Linked DNA regions of Homo sapiens: regions 1 and 3 are each linked to region 2. A link is an interaction called in ENCODE POLR2A ChIA-PET data of the cell type or tissue named here. Cell type or tissue: MCF 10A. All regions are shown on one strand. Links, peaks and the distances in the headings refer to the core of each region. The heading gives the core; the rest is flanking DNA.

Region 1 (4,884 bases), core at 254-4,253, 130 kb before region 2:
TCTTACTGAGACAGCAAACAGCCTTACCTGAGAAATCAACGGCACTAACACCATACTGGTGGTGGCCCTTTAATATGGACAATGGTTTAATGGTCTCTGTATCCCATATATGAATTGAGGGATCTCTACCAACCTAAAATAGAATTATAGAAGCTATTAAATACAATTAAATTATTTATTTCCATATCTACTAAAAGGAAATAAAACAAGAGATTTTTACAGCTTGACTTATTTACCACAGAAATTTATTAAATAAAAATTTAAAGCAAACTATATAAGTGACTGATATTTTTTTCTTATGCTTGTTCAAAAGCTAATGAGGCTAGGCTCAGTGTTTCCAGGAATGATGTAACTAACACTATGTGACTTTTATCATATATTTCATCAATAAAGATGATAAATGCTTACTGAATATCTATTGTTTGTATGCTAGATACAACGAGCAATAAGACATTCAGGTAACTTTTGCAAACTCACTGGAAAAACAGGACATTATCAATGAAAGACAAACACCTCTTAATAGATGCTTAATGAACATGAAAAGGCTGTGCAGAATGAGTCCATAGAAGAGAAGGTACTGGAGGTGGGCCTTCAGAAAGCACAGAACTTGAATATAAAGAATTCTAGACTAAAATAATGGGGTAAACAAATATTCAGAGGGGGTTAAAGTACCAAGCATGTCTATAGACCTGAAAAGGCAAATCTACTGCAGCACTCTGTCACTTATTTTTTAACTTGGTTTATGATGTTCACTAATGCACAGGTAAACTATCAATTCTTAATTATTCCTCTAGACTCAAGTAATCACTTTCTTTAACCATAAGCATAAAGAGATATAATATCTTTGTATATAGAGACAACTCCTGAAATAATTAATAGAGCTGTCAATTATAGTTAATTTTGAGACTGATTTATTTATTTTTTATTTTTTTTGAGATGGAGTTTCACTCTTGTTGCCCAGGCTGGAGTGCAATGGCGCTATCTCGGCTCACCGCAACCTCCACCTCCTGGGTTCAGGTGATTCTCTTACCTCAGCCTCCCAAGTAGCTGGGATTACAGGCATGTGCCACCACACCCAGCTAATTTTTTGTATTTTTAGTAGACACAGGGTTTCTCCATGTTGGTCAGGCTGGTCTCAAACTCCCGACCTCAGGTGATCTGCCTGCCTCGGCCTCCCAAAGTGCTGGGATTACAGGTGTGAGCTACCGCACCTGGCCGAGATTGATTTTATAAAAAGATATAACAAATAACACTGCAATCAGCCAATATTTCACTAAGTTATTCAGCCAAACATTACCAGTAACTTTTTAGAAAATTTTTAACATTTTTTGTGGGTACACAGTAGTACCAGTAACTTTTAAGTTTTCTTTTTATATAAAAACTTCTACAGAATTTGATGCTTTTGATGATTTTACTGTACTACTCTCTTCTGGTTCTCCAGTTTCCTTTTTTTTTTTTTTTTTTGAGACAAGGTTTCACTCCTGTTGCCCTGCTGAAGTGAAATGGCATGATGTTGGCTCACTGCGACCTCCGCCTCCCAGGCTCAAGTGATCCTCCTTGTCTCAACTTCCCAAGTAGCTGGGACTACAGGCATGCACCACCATGCCCGGCTAATTTTTGTATTTTTTGTAAAGATGGGGTTTCACTACGTGTCCAGGCTGGTCTTGAACTCCTGGGCTCAAGTGATCTGCCGCCTCAGTTTTCGAAAGTGCTAGGATTACAGGCATGAGCCACGGCGCCCAGCTTCCTTGACTCCTACTACTGAGTTTCCTTCTCAATTTCCTCACCTGTTACTTAAATACAAACCTCTCCCAAGGTGGTCTTTAATTCTCCAGTCTTCTCATTCTTCATTTTTGCCCTGAGGTATCTCACTTCTATAGTTTCAGTGGTTAAATCAATAAATACCTCCCAAGTCCTTCTCTCGAGCAGTTACTTTTCCTCTGAATCCAAGACTTACATTTTCAATTGTCTACTGGACATCTCACCTGGAAATTATGATGATGACTAACACTCACTGAGAAGTAATTTATGTGCCAGAAACTGTTCTAAGCACCTTACGAACATTGACTCATGTACCAATCACAACAACTCTACGAGATGGGAACAGATAACATCCTTATTTTAAAGGATGAAGAAACGAAGGTAAAGAGAGGTTAGGTAATTTGCCAGTAGCGAATAAGTGGAAAGGCTTGGATTTCAATATCACATTCCATGAGGTATAGACAGTATTTAGTATAATATTGAGTACTATTAAAGTACACTTAGGGCATCTCACTCAGGGATGAAGGGGAGAAGGGAGAGGTTGGGAGAGTTCTCAGATAGGCTTAGCCTAAGTCTTAAAAGGAGCAGAAATTAGATAAAGTTGGAAGGTTGAATAGAAGTGGAGGGGAAGAGTTTTCCAAGACGAAGGAACTAAGTAAAAGATGTGAAATAGCATTATACGTGTTGGACAAATTCTATCTATCTCAGAAGGCAAAAAAATAGTTTACAAAGAGGCAAATAGAAAGAGATAAAAAGGGGAGTTGGAGAGTCAGACTTGGTTAAATGCCTTGAATTGCATTGGGAGTCAACTTCCAACTCTGCATTAATGTTATGCCTTGAATTGCATTTAACCAAGTCTGACTCTCCAACCTCCCCTTTTTATCTCTTATCATTTATAGCTTGTGGCTATTTAGACAGCTGTTTAGACAGCCTACAGGCTATTAACACTAATAAATATGAAAGAATTTTAAGACTTTTAGAAAGATTACTAGTGAATGGGAAAAATGGATAGAGGAAAAAAGCAGAAGACCAATGGCTATAGTAATGTTTTAGAAATTGTGAAGCATTGATTGTCAGTAGAGATATGGAAAAATTAAAGATGAAAAGAATATTGAAGATAAAGAATAAATATATATTCAGGTGAAAGAATGGGTGCTACTTGAGGACTGACTAGCTTTAGGGGTGAAGAACAAGATTAACTTCCAGGCTTAGGCAACCAAGTTAATACACTGCTATGTTCTAAGAAGGAAACACGAAACGATGAACAGGTTTGGAAGGGAAGATTAATCCTATTTATCTCCATTTTAGATATGTTGAATCTGAGTTGCCCACAAGACATCTAAATCAGTGTATTTTTAGTGAATTATATCTATATATACACACACACATATATACACACACACATACATATACACACAGAATAATTTGTCCAATTCTTATACTACATTGTGAGCTCCCGATAGTGGCAGCCAGTCTGAGTTATCTCTGTGTTTCCCCACAACATTTAATGCTTTTGAATAGGAAGCACTCAACAAGTATTTGCTGAATTAAACAAAATTTCCAAATTATAGTACAATTAGTCATGTTATTCGACTTTCCAGGTAAGTTTCTTTCACATTCTTTCATTTCCACTTAAGATCACAGTTACTGACAAGAGGTTATTCTTTGTATTTAATTCTCCAAAAGACAAAACTCTCTAGATTTTTCATCTAAATTTCTTTTTTTTTAAATTGTTTTATTTGGGAAAAGTGCTTCTTACAAAAGGGAAGCTGCAAAATACAGAGACCTCTGCAACAATTATTTGTTTTTTTTTCTTAAAGTGAAAGAATGGGTGGGATCCAAGGAATCAAAACAGTAGATGGACAAACCAGGAGCATCCCTGAGTTATTTTCAGGAAACAAAGCATCAAAACACAAAGGAAAAATTTCCAATCAAGGAATTCTTCCAACGACTTAACTTTATCTAGTCTCAGGGATTCCCAAGCCCTCCCCTTCAGTGGAAAAGCATGACTTATTACTGCAAACCCATTACTCCACTACAACAAGCACCTTAGAACAGAGTTTTTAATCACATCTGTCTACCTGAAAACTCAGAGGTGGAATGAGGCAAATACCCACAAAAACAAACACAAAAACCTGACAACAAAATGTCCCAAATGAGGACAAACGTTTCTCAGAAAGTGCCTGTACCGGAAAGGTTAGATCGTAAACCATTAAATACAACTGTGCATCCAAGACCCAGTTTGTGTTAATATATAGGATAACCAGGTAGTTTTAACCTCTACCTACCCTCCTGATTAGTTCCTCAACTAATGTCCATAATGCATTCTAAGATTTGAACACTGTGAGTTACTCATAGTTCTTTAAATAAGCTGGGTTTTTTTTTGCCCTACTTTTACAGATGCTGTAATACACTTAGAATGCTTTCCCCCAACTTCCCCTCTGCCAGGTAAACAACTCAGCTCAAATGTCATCATCTCTATGAGGGTTTCTTCGATTCTACTGGGCAAAATTAATCATTAGTTCTTCATTACATTGCTACCAGGCTTTGTACATATTTCTACATTTAAAAACAGGGTGATTTTGCCTTCCAAGGGACATCTGGGTACTGTCTGGAGACATTTTAGGTTGCCACAACTCAGGGAAGTGGGTGTTCCTGGCTTCTAATGGGTTGAGACCAGGGATGCTGCTAAATATCCTACAATGCATAGGTCAGCCTCCCACAACAAATAATTACCTGCCCCGAAACATCAATAGTGCTAAGGTATTGTCATAAATATAGATCAGAGAAGCTTCTCTGCTCTATACTTAGGACACTGTATCACAACTCAGAATGTGAGTTTTCACCATGACAAGAAGTTGTCTTATTTATCTTTATATTCCTAGCACATTTCTTGGTACATAGAATGTGCTTGATGAATGTTTTTGAGTGAATGAAAGAAAGGAAGAAGGAGAGGGAAAGGAAGGAGAGAAAGAGCAAGTAAGGAGAGGCACAAAGAAAGGAAGAAAAAGGAAGAAGAATGGGAGAAAGAAAAAAGGGAGGAGTTTTCTCTCCTTTCAGGAAAGCTATATAGGAGGATGCAAGTTGATCCCTTTTCCACATATCCTAGCTAGAAGGTATATT
Region 2 (4,715 bases), core at 716-4,715:
CATGATATTAAAAATAACATATTTTTATATCCTTTTAAAGACACATTTTATGCTACATTTGGACATGTTTAACATCCTGTAATTTACTAAATATCCTACAATTTTCCTCATTCATTTGACTTTTGTGAGAGGAAAAAAACAGCCTTCTGAAAGAAGTTAACACACATTATATGCTACTAAAATATTTTAATGCCTCATTTGTTCCACATTTATTTATATGTTTATTGGCATGTTTATTTCCCCACTTATGTAAATAGTGTTTCTCTGTAGGAAGTTGGCAATAATCTCAATAGATACATGACTAGAACTCAATGTAGTGGGTGATTAATCCTGGCTACCCATCAGAATCACCTGAGACACTTAAAAAAACAAAACCGATGCCCCAGTCCTACCTCAAACAATTTAAGTCAATATTTCTAGGGCTGGAATTGGGACATCTCTATTTTTAAGAACTTCTCAGATATTCTACAAAATACTTGACCAGCACTTTTCAACACTGTCAAGGTCATCATAAACAAGGAATGTCTAAAAAACTGCCACAGTGTCAGAGGAGGTGAAGGAGACATGATAACCGAATGTTATGTGGTACCCTAAGTGAGATCCTGGAATAGAGAAATAACATTAAGGGAAAACTACTGAAATCCAAATAAACTGTGGAGTTTATTTAATAGTAATGTACCATTGTTGATTCCTTAGTTGTAACAAATGTATCATCTTACACTAAAACAAATGTCAACATCTCACACAATAGAGAAACTGGGTATATGGGAACTGTCTACTATTTTTGTGACTTTTCTGTAAATCGAAAACTATTCTTTAAAAAAGTTTATTTAGAACATCTGACTATATGCTAGAGAGTAAAAGATAAGGATCTATGAACTGAGATCTAGCATCATTTGTGAAACTGACCCTTTTAAAGGGTTTCTCTGTGCTTCACTTTCTCTAGTAGGGTTGAAAATCACTTACATAGTAATCTGCTTACAGTGTACCAGAAAACAAAAAGACGCTGTGAAATATTGAGCCCAATTGTCAATTGTCGGCATGTGCGTTCTTAAAAATTTGACACTCAGAAACCATGGGCTGCTTCATTAGGACCTTTAGGGAGATTACATTTCTACCGGCAGTTCCAGGAGAACACAAATAGACTAATGACAATACACTTAACTGTAACAATGACAATCCTGATAATTACTGACTTCCAAAATACAACAATTCAAGAAAGACTGCTTAGTAGAGAATAAAAGGTAACAATAAATTTCTTAGTTTAGAAGCATAAGTTTCATTTTAATACCTATGAAAAATATAAATATGTGGATTAAATAGAATGTCTAATGTTTTCTCAGACCCCAGTGGTTTGAGAAAAGCCTACCTGGATTTAGCCGGTCACACCTCTCTTTTCATAACCATTGCAATTTTAAGCATATTTGTCATCTGTGCAAATTTCTAGAGAAAAGTCAGAATTGTGTTTGAAGAAATCACTCTGCACAAGTAAACCCTTGCCAAACAGCAAGTGCCAGGAGACGATGTTTCACAAAGCTTTTAAAAATTATTATTATTATTATTATTATTATTATTTTGCACACATTATCTAGTTTGGTAAAACTGTCACCAATTTACAATCCGGAATCACCATGTGAGTCGAATTAACAAATGTATTAGCAACTTGTAGTCAACCAGATTGCAGTTCCAGCTCCCTAACTCAATGCAATTTTAATAATTTCTCTTCTCTGAGTCTATCTCAGTTTCTCATCTGTAAAATGAGTAAAAGCAAACCACTTGCAGTTCAGATGTTGAGATTCGGTGGGAAGGACCTCGAGAAACAGCGGACAATTTCAGGATTTAGGACTTTAGGTCTTGATGGGTGGATGGTACTGTGGAAGCTGTTTACTTGTTTGTATTTCTAGAATCGGAAGGTAAAGCGAAAGGGATGGAAACGAGCGAATGGAAGAAGTAGGACAGACACCAGACAGAGATCAACTCCAGGGACTCTTCCGGACCTGCAGGGCAGGCAGAGCATTCGGTTGCTAGGCAGCTGCGCCTCCTGGGAGGGTGGGGGACCCCAGGGGCAGGTGTCTAACTCACTACCTTTTTGTTTAGCCGCGGTGCCTTCTTTTCAAAATCAATGAAACCTGTAGCCTTTAAAAGTAGACATCTTTTTCCAACCAAGTTTAGGCAAGCCCTGTAGCCGAGTTCTGCTTGCGGTTGTTTTTCTTTTTCCTGTTCTCAGGCGCGCTGCGGGCACCTCTCGGACAAGGCCCCAGCCGTCGCGGGTTGCCGGGCAGAGTCGGACGCCGCCAGCTCTTCACTCCACGCCCACCTCTCTCCTGGAGCGCTGGGCCTTCGCTGGCCGCACCGGCAGCCATGAGCTCGGAGATGGAGCCGCTGCTCCTGGCCTGGAGCTATTTTAGGCGCAGGAAGTTCCAGCTCTGCGCCGATCTATGCACGCAGATGCTGGAGAAGTCCCCTTATGACCAGGTACCGGCCAGCTCCCGTCAGCCTGTGCATCCTGACGCTGAGGCTGCGGGGTCTGGGGCATATCCCAGCCCCGGGTTGGGAGGCCGGGGAGGAAGGCCCGAGGCGGGGCTGACCGTTCGGCCCTCGGAGGCGCCCGGAGCGAGACCTTGTGGAGCTGTGACTAGCGGGTCCGCTGTCCGCCACGTCCACGGGGATAGCAAGTTCTGTGCCATGACCGCCCCCTCCTCACAATTTTCAGCCTCCCCTCCCCTATACGTGTCCCAGAATGAGAGCCCTGAACTTTACTTGACGAGGAACTTTGATAATTCGTTTATACTTGCATATTGATGGGCTTTAAGCTCTCAGCGTGTGCGTTGTTAATTTCTAAAAAATATGCATAAACAAAGATCTGTGACTCTCCACCTCCTGTTAACATAGCTGCCTTCTTCCTTTTGGATCGAACATGTGATCCTCCCACCTCATCTTTAGACTGTTGTCCAAGAGTGAAGGAGGCCATGAGTTTAGCTTGAGGCAAATATGCAAATTAGAAGAATGAGAATCTAGGAGGGAGAAAGATACATTCATTATTTAAAAAATTACCTAGGCAAGGGAAGCTCTAATTGTAGGAGGGAGAAATGGGAAAGAAAGGCTCCTTACAAGAAGGAATGATGGCATTGATGAAAAGAGAACTTAAACTAGAGTAATGTGTATAGCGAGTGGAAAAGGTAGTATACAATGTACGTGAGCGGTACAATTCTGGTGGGCAGGTGGCTCCTGGAATAGGCAAAAAAGGAGAAAATGGGAGAACAGAAGTAGCGCTGCGGCAGTTTGTCAGTGCTTTTAGTAAGTGCGGAATATACCTACGTAGTTCTAGTTCCCTAGCTTTTCCTCTAGTGGTGTTGCCTTGGAGATGTTAGAAAAAATGGAAAATTGAAGGGAGTTACAAAAGCGGAGGCCTGAGTGTGAATGCTGTTACTAGGCTCTGCCTTAGCTCCCAGCAAATGGATGATGGATGATAACCTGCTGAGATGAACATTTTGTCTTTCAGATAGTACATCTCTCTTAGAACAGCCTACGTTAGTGGTAATACAAAGCTAGGTTCTGTTGTTAGTTCACATTAATTAATAGGACTATATTTCTGTAGACAAGCATTTTTCCAAGGTTTTTTTAAATTTTTTTTATTTTTTTTTATTTTTTTTTGAGACGGAGTCTCGCTCTGTCGCCCAGGCTGGAGTGCAGTGGCACGGCGCGATCTCGGCTGTCTGCAACCTCCGCCTCCCAGGTTCAAGCGATTCTCCTGCCTCAGACTACCGAGTAGCTGGGACTACAGTTACGTGCCACCAAGCCTGGCTAATTTTTTTGTATTTTTAGTAGAGACGGGATTTCACCGTGTTAGCCAGGGTGGTCTCGAACTCCTGACCTCGTGATCCGTCTGCCTCGGCCTCCCAAAGTGTTGGGATTACAGGCATGAGCCACCGCGCCCAGCCCCCAAATGTGTTTTTGGCATAGTAATCTTATAGATATTGCTTAAAAAAATACACAATCAAATATGTTTGGGACTTGTGACAAAATATTGACCCTTTACGTTGGTACAACAGAAGCTTGTTAAGAACCTTTGATGTGGCCGGGCACGGTGGCTTATGCCTGTAAACCCAGCGCTTTGGGAGGCCGAGGCGGGCGGATCACGAGGTCAGGAGATTGAGACCATCCTGGCTAACACGGTGAAACCCCCTCTCTACTAAAAATAGAAAAAATTAGCCGGGCGTGTTGGCGGGCGCCTGTAGTCCCAGTTACTCGGGAGGCCGAGGTAGGAGAATGGCGTGAACCCGGAAGGCGGAGCTTGCAGTGAGCGGAGATCGCACCACTGCACTCCACACTCCACAGCCTGGGCGACAGAGAGACTCTGTCTCAAAAAAAGAACCTTTGATGTGCCAGACATTGTTCTAGGCACAATGGTTTGCAGGAACTTTATGTGCCATTTTAATTTTTCCATTGAGTTACGGTAGTTTTCATTCTGTGTTCCACGAAACAGTAGTCCCAAGAGCTGTTCAGTGAGAACAAGTTCCCTCATTAAGTACATTTGGGAAATGTATGTTCCTTCTTGGAGATTCAGGATGCACCCTAAAGGCTCTGAGTAGTTTTGAAGAAAAGGAAACTAATTTTGCCTATTTTTGATTAATCCAAATAATTAAATAGTTCTGAAACTTATTTGACCACCGGATTCCTTTTTTTTTTTGACCCAGGGAAAGGGTCAGATATCT
Region 3 (4,884 bases), core at 634-4,633, 140 kb before region 2:
ATGAACAATATGCAATCAAAATTAAGAAAACAGTTGTATTTATAACAGCATCAAAAATAATGGAAGTTAAAAACTCGGCTCACTGCAAGCTCCGCCTCCCGGGTTCACGCCATTCTCCTGCCTCAGCCTCCCAAGTAGCTGGGACTACAGGCGCCCGCCACTACGCCCGGCTAATTTTTTGTATTCTTAGTAGAGACGGGGTTTCACCGTTTTAGCCGGGATGGTCTCGATCTCCTGACCTCGTGATCCGCCCGCCTCGGCCTCCCAAAGTGCTGGGATTACAGGCGTGAGCCACCGCGCCCGGCCTGTTTTATTATTTACATCTTTTCACTGATATTTAATTTTCAGTAATGAAATTTTAGCATACATTTTTATTTTTTCTTAGAAACTTAAGAATGGCCTAATGAAGAGTTTCAGAGAAAAATAATTGCCTTAGGCTCAACAAATATACCTTATATAAATAAAATTAAAAACAGACTGGGTTAAATTAATTACAGCTGGTTTTTCTTTTCATGGGTCCTTTATTTTCTGATAAGAAATTACTCAAAATATTGGCAATTATTCCATAGAAGAATATGTATATTTACTGACACCCAATCATTTCATTATAACCAAATTAAAATTTTTTCTGTATACATTAACAGAAAAAAACAAATTTTTTCTGTATACATTAATTTTTTCTGTATACGTTAAAATTTTTTTCTGTATACATTAAATTTTTTTTCTGTATACATTAACAAATATTTCCCTAATTTAACATTATTTTTCATCACTGTCAACTTTTGGCTCTTATATATTGAAATAATCAATTGTATGTAAAGAAAAAAAAACAAATTAGCATTTAAAATTACCTGAACCAGAAGTGTTATTGGGCCACTTTTATCCACTTCTAGTATTTCACCATTCTTTGTGCCAACTAAAATATGACCATGTCCTAATGATATGGCACGTATAGATGGATTATCTTCCAAGAGAAGACCTGAAATGTTAAATGAAGATGTTCTTTTAGACATACAGTTACTATAATACAACAGTGTATATATTGCCAATTAAGCTATTTTGACAGTGAAAATCACATTACAAGGTTTTCTCCTGTATTTTAAGTATTCTAATAAATGTACTATATTAACCTCAATCATTCAATTTAGTAATCTCTAAATAAGTACCACCTATGTCTTATAAGTCTATGATTCTATTCTCACATTCCCTCCTACCATTCCAACAGCTATTTGTTTACCTCTTCTTATATTAGCCCTTCCTTATCCATCTCCTGCCCCTCTTATTTACAATATTCTTATTAGTAATTTTAATTCAATTCAAGATATATAGTCAGCCCTCAGTATCCTTGGGGGATTGATTCCAGGACAACCACAGATACCAAAGTCTATGGATGCTCAAGTCCCTCATATAAAATGGTGTAGTATTTGCATATAACCCACATACATCATTCCATATATTTTTTTTTTCAGTAGGGTGGGGTTGTGCCATTTTGCCCAGACTGATCTCAAACTCCTGGGCTCAGGAGTTCCACCCACCTGGGCCTCCCAAAGTGTTGGGATTACAGATGTGGGCCACCACAGCCGGCCCCCATGTGCTTTAAATAACTTTTAGATTGCTTATATCTAGTAGAATGTAAATGCTATGTAAATAGCTGTTATACTGTATTTTTAATTTATATTATTTTTATTGTTCTATTGTTACTTTTTATTTTTCTCTAGCATATTTTCTATTTGCAGTTGGTTGAATCTGAGGATATGGAACCCACAGATACAGAGGGCCAACTATATTTATTTATGTCTACTTGTCCTAGGGAGGCTTCAGCAACATATTAGTAAAGATGATAGACTCAACTCATACCCTTACAGAGCATACAGTGAGGAAAACAGACCCTGTGTTAGGGGCATATTGAAATGGGAGCACAGAGCAGTGGAATCTAACTTTTTTGAGAGGAGATGAGGGTGGGGGAAATCATCCTAGAAAAAATCAGGTTTGATATTTGAAAAATAAGTATGTTGTCAAGTAACTGGAGGGGGCAGGAAGGAAGAGGAAGGACATGTTTTAGGAAAAAGTAAAAACAGGTAGAAAGGCCCAGAAGTCAGAGAGAGTGTGGTGCTATGCCTTAAAGGAAGAAATGCACTCAAAGACGAGTTAACGGGTGCAGCACACCAACATGGCACATGTATACATATGTAACAAACCTGCACATTGTGCACATGTACCCTAGAACTCAAGGTATAATAATAATAATAACAATAATAATAATAATAAAGAAAATGCACCCTCTGGGCCCACAGCCCGGAGGATGGTCGGCGGACAGGGAGTTGGGCCTGATGCTGCCCTTGCACCCTTCCTCCTCTTCAAAAAAAAAAAGGTAGGCCAAGCACAGTGGCTCATGCCTGTAATTTCAGTGCTTCGGGAGGCCAAGTTTAGAGGATCATTTGAGTTTGAGACCAGCCTGGACAACATAGAGGGACCCTGGCTGCACAAAAATTTGAAAATTTGCTGAGTATGGTGGCAGGCGCCTTTAGTCCCAACTACTCAGGAGGCTGAGGCAGGAGGACCACTTGAGTCTAGGGGTTCAAGGTTTCAGTGAGTTATGATTGCACCACTGCACTCCAGCCTGGGCAGCACAGCAGGACCCTGTCTCTTAAATAAATCAACAAACAAATGGCAAAGGGAAAAAAGGCCTGTGAGGCTACAGAAACAGGGTCAACAAAATGCCAAGGTGAAACAAAATATCAAAGTTGCACACAAGTTCCTGACTGGTGATAAATGTGATGTTCACATGGAAATTTTCTTTGGAAAATTAATGTTAAAATTAGGATTCATAATCTTGTATTTCACTAATATTTTACCATGTGTATCATAGAAAATAGACTTTTGAAAAGATGGCAATGATTCTGGTATCCAGTTAAGTGATTTCTTCCACTTAATTCTGATGCCCAACAAGACGGAAAAATACATGCCATGTGTTCCACCTCAGTGATCACACACATTAATGAGCAATTAATCTTTTTTTCCTATACAAAAACCCCACTAAGTCTCAAATCACCTTTAGATCCTGGGGCCAATGCAGCTCTTTTTATAGCATAGGTCTTGAGACATCTTTCAAAAGAGTCATCCCAAAGAGCTACTATACCATCTTTTCCTCCAGTTACAAACCCCTATGGAAAAAAAAAGGTTCAAGTTAATAAAGATCTAAATATTTTTTAAAATAGTAACCTTTTTCCTTATATTGAAAACTTCTAGAAAAAAGAACATAGTCAAAAGTTACAGCTTGTAAAGAACAGGAATTAGCTTAAGAATCCATTGTGTTTTTAAACCGTCTACATGGAATCTGCAACAATATTTACAGTGACCCTAAACATTTTACTTTTAGATAGGGCTTTAGAAACACAGTTTCTAAAATCTGTAACTATAAGTTAGATCACCACTCTCAGAAAGTTACATATATCCTCTTGGAGTCTACATAATAACCTCATCCTTAAAAAGAGAAAACAAAAATGGTAACTACCTGATGGATATGGTGATTATATATAAACAGCCGATTTTTGACACATAGTATGAGCTTAAGAACATGAAGTTAAACTTTAAAAAAAAACAAAAAAAACACAAAACAACAACAGCAGACCTGGCTGGCACCATGGCTCATGCCTGTAACACAATACTTTGACGGCTGAGGTGGGAGAATAGCTTAAGCCCAGGAGTTGGAGACTACCCTGGGCAACATAATCTCTACCAAAAAAATTTTTAAAAATTAGATGGGTGTGGGTGGCACTTGCCTGTAGTCACAGCTACTCAAGAGGCTGAGGCAGGAGGATTTCTTGAGCCCAGGAGCTGGAGGCTGCAGTGAGCTATGACCACACCACTGCGCTCCAGCTTGGGTGACAGAGTGAGACACTATCTCAAAACAAAACACTGCAGACCTATTTCATTCTGTGTTCGGGAGTTTGAAAAGAGAAACAAAGAAAGGTCAAGATGACCCTAGCCCACAGACTACTGCTGGATAGTCCAGGCAAGTAGAAAGGCAGTGTTCCTTTACTTCTTAAAATGCTCTACACTCCAGGACAAATTTTGTTTAATTTAAAATCTCTTTAGGTTACTTACTTTTTCCAATGCATGCATACTGAACACTGGCCCATCATGCGCTTTCACTGTTTTTACAAGAAAGATGTCTCTCCAGATACACACATCTCCTGTGGATGTTCCAGAAAAAGCCATCTCTTCAGTCCATCCATACACTGCACACATCATTGTGTCATTTTTCCCCAGTGTGCCTATGTAGCCTTTTCTTCCAATCAATCCTCCCCCTAGTTCACAAAAAATATTATGAAAGTACCACTTTCAAAATGTACTCAATTATAAAGAAGCAAAGTTTCTTTTCTACTGTTGTTGTTGTTGTTTGAATAGTAAGGCATGCAACAGTAAGGAGAATTGAAAACTACAGGTGTCTCAATCAGTGATGTGGGTAACACCTTGCATAACTGCATTTAGACCATAACTTTTTAGATAAACAAAGACCTGGACTAAGTCTGTTTTAATCAGCCCTTAGCACTTTTGATGATGTTTTTTAAAGTTTTTATTATGACATATTTAAGAATACAAAAAGGCATTTAAAAACCCCAATACAATGAATGCCTATATATCCGCTGACCTACAAAAAGATCCCAAAGTAACTGAAATGTCATGCCAACCTCATCTCCCTTCTTCACGCTTTAGTATTGTGAATGTGATACTGATTATTCTCATGCATTCCTTTACATATAAATATTTGTGAATTTTTAAGCAATCTCATTTTTCATGTTTTAAATTTTTCTATAAATATCATCCTGTATGTATTCTTTGCAACTTGCTTTATTCACCAATGATTTGTTATAGAGTTTT

What was found. ChIA-PET counts read pairs that join two places held together with the same protein. Peaks named below come from ENCODE experiments on the same cell type or tissue, not always from the same donor. Only the 100,000 strongest peaks of a DNase experiment are listed, where the experiment ranks them.
Region 1: POLR2A ChIA-PET joins it to region 2 with 9 read pairs; 2 of 35 experiments call an interaction of 5 or more read pairs at or near these places.
Region 3: POLR2A ChIA-PET joins it to region 2 with 6 read pairs; 5 of 35 experiments call an interaction of 5 or more read pairs at or near these places.

Annotation. Positions count from the first base shown.
Region 1 is chr14:88,696,820-88,701,703 of GRCh38, forward strand. EML5 (EMAP like 5) reads right to left here. Exons shown (of 44, transcript NM_183387.3): 15 at 28-133. Among named protein-coding and RNA genes, the nearest start is that of EML5, 94 kb to the right of the region's middle. In MCF 10A, for the core only: no CTCF peak of the experiment used is centred there; a DNase peak (open chromatin) is centred at 2,032.
Region 2 is chr14:88,822,347-88,827,061 of GRCh38, forward strand. It overlaps TTC8 (tetratricopeptide repeat domain 8), which reads left to right and starts at 2,305. Exons shown (of 15, transcript NM_144596.4): 1 at 2,305-2,475. The coding sequence starts at 2,362. RefSeq lists an enhancer at 1,957-2,316. In MCF 10A, for the core only: no CTCF peak of the experiment used is centred there; DNase peaks (open chromatin) are centred at 2,045 and 2,305.
Region 3 is chr14:88,684,164-88,689,047 of GRCh38, forward strand. It overlaps EML5 (EMAP like 5), which reads right to left. Exons shown (of 44, transcript NM_183387.3): 18 at 4,108-4,310; 19 at 3,053-3,164; 20 at 852-979. Among named protein-coding and RNA genes, the nearest start is that of EML5, 110 kb to the right of the region's middle. In MCF 10A, for the core only: no CTCF peak of the experiment used is centred there; no DNase peak of the experiment used is centred there.